Regions from separate parts of the Homo sapiens genome. Here region 2 is linked to region 1. Evidence: chromatin contacts called from ENCODE Hi-C or POLR2A ChIA-PET data. All regions are on one chromosome and are shown on one strand. The core of a region is the stretch at or near the end of the contact, and the rest is flanking DNA. Distances in the headings are between cores, read along the strand shown.

The links. A loop is a pair of places that touch in the nucleus more often than their neighbours do. ChIA-PET counts read pairs that join two places held with the same protein, here RNA polymerase II (POLR2A). Pooled maps may share reads with other maps.
Region 2: a loop to region 1 is called in a map of sigmoid colon, with 2.4 times the contacts of the local background. The contact joins two enhancer-like sites. A Hi-C loop is called at or near these places in 1 of 168 maps with a recorded cell type or tissue (sigmoid colon) and 13 of 50 pooled maps. POLR2A ChIA-PET finds 5 or more read pairs at or near these places in 1 of 52 experiments (WTC11).

The regions. Positions count from the first base shown.
Region 1 is chr12:67,679,753-67,684,324 of GRCh38, forward strand. It overlaps LOC105369816 (a long non-coding RNA gene), which reads left to right. Exons shown (of 3, transcript XR_945052.3): 3 at 1,480-4,572. Among named protein-coding and RNA genes, the nearest start is that of DYRK2, 33 kb to the left of the region's middle. Within about 2 kb of position 1,560, at least 5 of the 41 ENCODE cell types and tissues checked have a DNase peak (open chromatin) inside an H3K27ac peak, as active enhancers do.
Region 2 is chr12:67,825,446-67,830,108 of GRCh38, forward strand. No RefSeq gene overlaps it. Among named protein-coding and RNA genes, the nearest start is that of LINC02421, 98 kb to the left of the region's middle. RefSeq lists an enhancer at 2,289-3,488. Within about 2 kb of position 2,791, at least 15 of the 41 ENCODE cell types and tissues checked have a DNase peak (open chromatin) inside an H3K27ac peak, as active enhancers do.

The DNA.
Region 1 (4,572 bases), core at 310-2,809:
AACAAATTTGAATCAATATATCTTTCACCTGTGCAAGATCTATGAGAATAGAGACTGAAAGTTTTTTCATTATATTAATAAATCACTAGTGCTTAGCGTGAAATAGTTTCTTAATTCTTTTCAACAGATAAACAAATATGTAGATTTTGAAAACATCTTTTAAATTCCTATTAAATATCTCGTTTTAAAAATACATCTGAAATAAATCTTTCCCTACACATATTAAAAAACCTTTTTCTTTTGGGGTTTACAAGTAGTCTCTCCAAGGAACTGGGGCAAAGAAAATTCCAAGGAAGCTACACGTATTAGAAAAATCTTTGTGTTAGTTGAGAACTGTACCATGTAACTTTGTAAGACAATATTTTATTTAATTTTCTTAAACGTTGTTATAAAGGGATGTCACTATAGTGATACTGTTTTAGGTGGATATAATACTTACCTTTACCCTCTTTTTATTGATTTTTAAATATTACACACATTTTAATTAGTGGCAATTTTACAATAATGTGAGGCTCTTAGAAAAGTGTTCATTTTTGCTCATGAGAAATGGGAAATGTGTTGGAGTTTTGGAGTTCCAGTTCAAATAACTGAAGAAAAAAATATATGTATATATGTATATAGTGGCTTCAACTGCATACTTTAATCAGCTTAGGAACAGTTATCCCAAATTTCTTTCTTAACACATAGTATTATTCTTTCCAAAGTGACTAAAACTAAGAATTTTTGAATAACGTTTATTTCTGTGATAAAGTAATTATGTACAAGTTAGAAGTTATGCTAGGGGGCCTGGAAATTCTCGGACAGAAATTCTATTTTCTCATAATTTCATGGCTTTTAAATATGTCGCCATTGCATAGAGTTTTCACAGCAGCTGGTAGAGATGTAATATTAATTTTATTTGCCTAGGGAAGGGAAGGAAGTAGCTGGCCATTGTGTGTATGTGATGTAGTAGGGAAGACTAGGTTACTCTGAAGTAGTTTCGAGCATTAGTACCTTAGGTATTGCATTGAATTATTTAAGAAGGTGGGGAAAGTTCAGAAGAAAATGATTGGAATGATAGTACCAAAATTTCAGTGAGGTATGGTTAGTGGAATTAGAAATATTTATCCTGGACACCATAGGAGAATATAAAACTAGTTTCAAATATTTGGAGAGCTGACAAGTAGAAGATAAATTAAGGAATTGTTTGTATTGTCCTATGGCCTTGAGAAGAAGCTATATGGAGTCTTTTGCCTCAAAATGAGAAAAGCACAAAGATGTCCAAAGAGGCAAAGAGAATTCTCATTCAAGATGGCAGACACAGCACATATCTCCTTTCTACTTTAAATCTCATAGAAATGTCAGCAAAGAAGAACTAAGGGTAATAAATTAAAGACTACTCGGTACAGAAGAAAGGGCATCAGGAACTAGGGATATAGATAAGTTTCTTGAAAGTGGGAATACTTGGAATTGTATTAACAGCTTAAATCACATTCACAGGAGAAGGCTGCAGTAGAGGCTAGAGCTATTTTTCCTGGCAACAGACCCAGAGAGAAGCTCAACACTTGGAGTATGAAAGGAGAGTTGGAAAGAAATCAACTGTGGAATAACTGCGTGAGTCATAGTCCATGTTCTCCTTCCCTGCATCACATGCTCAGGCTAAAACCAGAGGACTAATATTTAAAATAATTGAATAGTCTTCGTGAGAAGGAGCCCTAGTTGGGGTGATGCCTCATCTGAGTAAACTTCTTCCCACTTTTGCTGGGAAGTGGGAGAAGTAGGGAGGGGGACCTCCAACCTCCTCTTCTTTCACTACAAGGTCTAAAGCAAAGGCTGCCAGTGACAGCCACTTGTGTAGACAAGAGAGAGCTGGACAAGGCCGAGCTATCTGCATTGAATGAGGTGACTTACCTCAGTTGTAGGTATGAATCTATAGCCAAGGATTATGAAAACCTGAAGAAAAATGAGGACAAAAGAGCAGGTTGAGAGAAAAAATACCCTGACTCTGGAGGAAATAGATAATTCAGGACATAGAAAATTCTTTATTCTATGTAGTATCCTCATGGAAACAAAGTCGAGAGAAAGCATTTTTAGTGCAAAATTAGATTGCTAAGAAAGAACAACTAAAACAAAATAAATAGTTATTAAAATGAAAAAGTAATTGTTAAAGTTAGAAATTCAAGGGAAGACCTGGGAGAAAAAGTTGAAGAAACTGCTCTAAATGTAGTGCAAAAAGATAAAGGATGGAAAATGTGGGAGAAAAGTGAAGAGATTAGAGAAGCATCCAAAGGGATGTTCAGAAAGAGACAAAACAAAGAATAAGAGAGAATTTTCCATAAGTGAGGAAATAGGACTTGAGATTGTAAGAACCCTAGAGAATGCAAAATAGGATGAATGAACAAACTTAGCCCAAGGCACATTCTTGTGACATTTTAGATATTGAGAATAAAGGGAAGAGTCTAAAAGCCAAAAGAATAGATTACTCAGTGAGAATCCAATTGGTATTAGATAGATCATCAGCAACTGTAAATGCTAAGAAAAACAAAACAAGAAGCATGCCTTCAAAATGTGTAAAATAAAGTTTTTTGAACCTAAAATTCTCTACTTAGCCAAACTATCAATCGATCAAGAGTGAGGCATTTTCAAGCATGCAAGAACTCAGACCATTTACCACCCACAGACTATTTCTGAAAGAATTACTGAAGCAAAACAAAAAAGAATCCAAGTAGGAGGAAGCCATGGCCTCTAAGGAACAGTGGATCTCACCCAAGATTGTAATGAAATATAATTCCAGGATGACAACCTTGAGGCAGGCCTAGAAAGCCATCAGTCTGAATTAGAACCAGAAGTCAGATGCTCTGTGAAGAATCTCTTTCAGGAGGACATGGATTTCTTCTATAAATTGAATGACTGAGAAGCTGAGTGGTCTTGTGACAAGGCAAAGGCATGGTAGGTCATTGTGATAAGGTATCATCCAAACACTCTCCAAACTGTGAAGTAATTTTCTTCTTCCAATAGCAAAGGTTTATTGACAAGAGTTACGTCTCCTCTATAGGCTCAAGGGCACAGCTGTGCTTGGTTCTGCAGTGAACAATGATCTCCCTACGAATATTATGAATGCTACTTTTCAGTTTTCAGTTTAAAAAATCAATTTATAGACAATGCATCAAAGATTAATTGTAGTTATAGGACAAGTGTGAAAACAATAGTACACTGGAATGGAGGTTAGGAGAGAGGGAAGGAGCAAAGGAACAAGATGTAATGATGTTGGATTCTTTTCATCAGAAATAAAAAGAATTAAGAGATATTGTGTCTACATTTGAGAAGTCAAAATAGGGTTTCAAGTATCTTATATAAATTTGTTAATTGTAGTGATATCACACTGAGGCACTATAACATAGTCGTTAAGAGCATGGATCCTGGAGCCAGAACACCTGCGTTTGAATTTTTGCCACACACTTCAATTTGGGCAAATTGCTTATCTGTGCCTTGGTTTTCTCAGCAAAAATTGAAAATAAATAGTTAATATTTCACAAAGTTATTTGAAAATAAAAACAGTTGATATATATAAAGTGCTTAGAACAGTCTTTGGCACATAAAAAATTATTCTATATCATCATATGTTACCGATGATAACGATGATGATGATGATGATGGAAAACAACTAAACATCTGGAGAAAAGGGAACCCTTGTACCCTGCTGGTGGGAAAGTAAATTAGTACATTGATTATGGAAAACAGTCTGGAGGTTCCTCAGAAAATTAAAAATAAATCTACATATTACCCAGAAATGGGATTTCTGGGTATATATGCAAAGAAGATGAGATAAGTATGCCAAAGAGACATCTGCACTTTCATGTTCACTGCAGCATTATTTACAGTATCCAAGAAATGAAATCAATGTAAGTGTCCATCAGTGGATGAATGGGTAAAGAAAATGCGGGGAGGGGGATTAGGAAGATGTTGGTCAAAGGATACAAGGTTTCAGTTAGACAGGAGGAATACATTCAGGAGATCTATTGTACAATATTGTGGCTATAGTTAATAACAATGTTTTATATTCTTGAAAGTTGCTCTAAGAGAATAGGTTTTAAGTGTTGTCACCATAAAAATGTTAAGTATGTGAGCTAATGCATATGTTAATTTGCTCAATTTAGCTATTTCACAATATATACATATTTTAAAACAACATATTGACATGATAAATATATACAATTCTTTGTCAGGTACAAAGTTAAATGAAAATACAACACAAAACATTGAAAAAGTTAAAAAATAAAAATTTAATGGGCAGAGATCGGAAAAGGGAGGTAGTAGCTTGAGAAAATTTATTTTTTCAATTTTTTTAAAATGAGAGATCAACGAATGTTTAAACTTGACAAGTTAGTAAAGAGAGGCATAACCATATTCAGTGTTATGGAAGCAATCTTCAGAGAAATTTCTATTTTGTCCTATTTTAAGGGTTTTTAAAAATTCATATGCAAGCACTACTTTTATTTAGTTTTTACCAATTTTACTGAGGTGTAATTGACATACAATAAACTGCACATATTTAAAGTGAACAGTTTGATACATTTTGGACTTAGGTACACA
Region 2 (4,663 bases), core at 1,541-4,040, 150 kb after region 1:
AATGCTTTGAGGTAGGTGCTAACATGTCCAAATTTTAAAATGGAAAAGCTGAGATTTAGATTTAAAAGCCTTGCCCAAAGTTATACAGCTGTAAAGTGGCTAAGCTGGGATTTGAATTCAGGTCTGCCTGACAGCTAAATCTGTTCTCATTATTACTATTGCTTCTATAATCACTAATTACATTAATTTAGTGTCTACTATCTTCTATGTGCCAGATAAGTGTTAAGTGACTTATATTCATTATCTCACACTGAACCACAACCCCACAAGGGAGTTTATTATTCTTACAGAGTTGCAAGGCAGAAGAATTTGAAGTTTTTGGATTATTGCATGCTATAAGTAGGTTTCTTTCATACATTTATGAAACTGGTGCCTTGCTACATGTATACATATGAATGTCAGCCATCAAAGAAAATGGTAGCTTAGGATGAATGCTGTAGAATGGCCCTGTCTACTGAAGGCCAAATGTATCAGAATGAATCTATTCCATGTAGACAAATGAAATTTTTTTATAAACCTTCTGATTATTTGTAATCAGAGCCAGGAAAGAGACAGTGGTTTATGACCCAGAACTAATGAGGCTTGAAATACTTTTTCAATAGTTAAAAAATATATAGTGATATTCTTTAAAAAGTTAATATTCTTGTTGTATCACTTTTAAAAGAATTATAATATCAATATCATTAGGTTTTAACTTTTATATTTTCTGGTTTTCTACATAAAAGTACTCTTGTATAGTCTTATTATGTTTCTAGACATAACAACTATTTCAATTCTGCTTAACAGAGATTTCTAGCCAATAAAGGGTGCCAGACATGAGTCTGGTCCCAGGGAATCGCTGTGGATTAAGACTCAGTCTCTGGTCTGGAGGAGTTTACCCCAGAACCCTCTGTCCATTTTTAAACACTTCCCGTCTGGGGCCAAGATTCCTCTATCTCCAGTCACCTTGCATGCTGACTGGCTGCATAACAACTATTTTAAACTTAGTCTTTGGAAGGAGTTTAACCTTCATTTAGTAGAAGGAGATAATACTTTGTTTTCCTCTGGCTTTGATATGTATCTTCCATAGTTAGAATTCCTATTAATGTTTTAGGTTCTGCTTCGCCAGAGTGAAAACAAGGGCCTGTCTTCAAGCAGGTTAAGACCTAATGATACACTAAGTGTTTAAAAGAATTCTTTTCTTTAAAACCTCTCAAAAATGAAGCAAAGTGAGGGCTGGGAAACAACAGGCACACAAGGGACTTGATAATGATCTTGAAATTTGTGAAGGGTTATTGTACAAATGAGGATTCAGAAGCAGTGATATTTTTCAACTGATAGTCCAACAAATAGTAAGTAAAACATTAAAAACAAAAAGTAAAAGGCCTTTTATTTCAGCAGAATTCCAGAATTTGTAAAATTATAAGGCTCAGGAAATTTGAAAGATGCTGATACCTAAAGGAAGCTGAGACACAACTTTAAAAAATATTTCACTATGTGCATACAGCTTTCTGGAGAAACGGAACCGACCCATTTCTGAGGTCCCTCTATGGCAGCCTGTGCAAGGCACACAAACACCCCAAGATATTTTCTTATGGCCTGTATTTTATAAAAGAGAAAACAGAGACTCAAAGATATTAACTTGTCCAAAGTCATGCAACTAGTGAGTGGCAGAATAGGAATTCAAACCCAGCTTTGACTCCAGAGCCTGCACTCTTCCCATTAGATCATTCTACATCCTTTTTTGGGATGGTTTAGTTGCCAACTGGGGATAAAATAAATGGTCTTTTGAAATTCTTTCCATTGCCTGGATTCTATTCTCCCTTATTTGATCCCAATATTGGCCTTAACACTGTTTAGCAATTTGTTATACTGAGAACATGGGTTAGGAAACAATACAATTTGATGAGTTTAATGTAAATTGTTTTCAAACTTAAGTTCTCACTCTTACTAGGTCACAAAATCTCAGTGAGAAGGCACCTCAGAGTTCATCCGGTACAAGTCAAGTCCAGTGTGTAATTCAATCTGTCTTTCTCCTGTCTTTCAGCAAATATTTAGTAGCACTATGCGTTAAGCAGTGTATATACAGCAGTGAGTAACACAGACCAGCCCCTGCTATCATGAAGCCTTTTCCTTGTTGCCGCTGCTCTCTTCTGCATTTTATAGCTGCTCATTCGGTGGAGTAGGATAGACTCTAGCTAATAAAGGAAAGAGAAAAGGCCAAACCATTTCAAAGACTCTCTTTTACATAGCTTATTAAGAACCCCCTGTTGAATGGTTGACATCTAAGGCAGTAATTGGGTACATAAAATTCGATCTTAGTGCTTTGCCCTTAGTCTGTGGTCTTATTAGCGAGTTTAAATGCATTTTCCCCATGTGGCTTAAAGATTGTTAAAGATCTAGAAATACTTTTTGACTCGTCTGAGCAGACAGGAAGACAGATGGACTTAGAGAGTAATGGTTGGCAAGAACATGCTGTTAGTAGCTTGATTTGAAGGTGGTTCTGAGAAGGATCTTAGAGATTTCAGTGGGTGTCTGAGACAGGATTTACTTAGAAAGGGAAAAAGAAAGTGACTGTAGAGACAGCCCAGGGAGTATGACATCACTGCAGGAGCAGAGTGGGAAGGCCGGGAAGAATAGTGTGAAATAACACCTACCAAAACATACGCCAGAAGACAGGCAAAGCCCCCATGCAAGAATGCCACTTGTTGCCTAAAGCACCCTGTGCATTTTGTTACTTTGCCTCCGTGTAGATCTGTCTTATTTTGTCTTGTGTGTGGTTAGTGATACACTGATCTCTCTCCCTCCGTAAGAATGAAAGTGAGTCAGAGCAGGGAACCGTGGCTTAGTCATCTTGGAATACCCCAGTACCTTGCTCACTGTCTCTTAGACAGAGTGGGCGGCCCAATAGGATAGAGGATCTAGAACTTTTTGATTGGGTAAAAGGCCTATACTTAGCAATAGTTTTTGAATAATAAATGAAGTTAGGGAGAAAAAAGCAGAAACGTGTCCTGTTCCAAGCAAGCTTGGAGGGAAGAAAATAGAGCAGTTCAGAGTTGTTTTTATTCTTTCAGAAGTCACTAGCTAAAATTAAAGAGCATCAAAAGATGAAAGCAGGGGGCCATTTGCCTTGTTTTATCATAAGCAAAATCCTGATTTGTGGGGTTCGTTGCATATCCTGCTTCCCTAGGCCTACCCAGCCTGGAGTTAAAAACAGTAACCAAACAGAATTTGCTTTAGTTTGCCCCCAGTTTCCCCTACAAGAATTTCAGTTACCTTTGAATCTCTCCCTAATTGTTCTGGGAAGTCCAGGAGTTACTTCACTTGTATTCTCATCTTGGCCACCATCTGCCAGGAGCCACTTTCTTCTTCTCTGCTCAGCAGCTGAGAGGTTGCCAAGAAGCCAACAAGAGGCTTCTGATAAGTGTATGCAGGCATTAGGCATCCATTTTCAGTGTGCATTAAAGCCCACTGTTCTCCCACCCTCCATTGCAGATGTAGGCCCATATGATGACTTCTCAGTCCATCATTTCTTTCTGTACTACAGCATGCTCCAGTTCTTCTTGGTGAAAGACAGTATTGTTAGGTGGTCAAGAGTGTGGATTTTAAATTCAGAGAGATGTACATAGAATCCTGGATCTGCCATGTTTGAGCTATGTGTCCACAGGCAAGTTACACATCCCTTTTAAGCCTTAATTGGAGAAAATAATGACCATATCATTGGATCACTGTGATGATTGGATTAGATAATGTATGCAAAATGTTTACTAATTAGAAGAGCTCAATAAATGTTAATTATTTGTATTACTGCCATGAGTTACCTAGGTTACACAAAAGCACTTCTTTGTGCTCTCAATATCTAAAGATTTTTTGTAAAAACAGCTCTTAAAATTTAAAAAAAAATTTGTTTATGGAAATGAGGTCTTATATTACTCAGGCTGGTCACAAAGTCCTGGCCTCAAGTGATCCTCCTGCCTTGACCTCCCAAAGTGCTAGGATTACAGGTGTGAGCCCTCCAAGGAAACCAAATGGGGAATGATCTGAATGATAATGTTATTACCCAAATGATCCTCTCCTCCAACCCTATCCCACTGTCTTCAAATGTATTCCCCTCAAATCTGTTCTTATAATGAGCTATTTCCTAGTGAGATCTTGAGTACTTCATGCCAACAGAGCTCTGAAGGGTCCCCTACAGTGAATCTCCAGATGGGGCCAGGCATGTTTGAATGGTAGTATGAACACAGCTAAGATCTTTAACATCTAGGGAAAAATTTGGCAATAGCTAGATGGTAGGTGAAAATGTTAAGGAGGTAATGTAAAATAAGAAAAAAGGAAGAGAAATTCAAGTCCCCCAGGAAAGCAAGCCAAGACTCCATCATAGAGCATACTTTCTGGAAGTCAAAGGTTATCTTTTAATTTACATTTTCCCGCAGAAAATTAGTACATACAAGCAAAAAACCAAACAAATATGGCTTTACTGCATTCTGAGTAATATTCTTCAAAAAAATGCTGGCAGAAAAGCTGGGACGTGTTTTATGCCTTGGTCGGAAATGCGCATCATGATTCACCAGACACAATTCAATTCACTTTGAAATTATCCCCTCTTTTATGCCCTTCAATGGGAGAAAAAAATGAATCTACTCAGTAATGAATGCACAGTCCATTATAGTTATTGTGTTCTTCT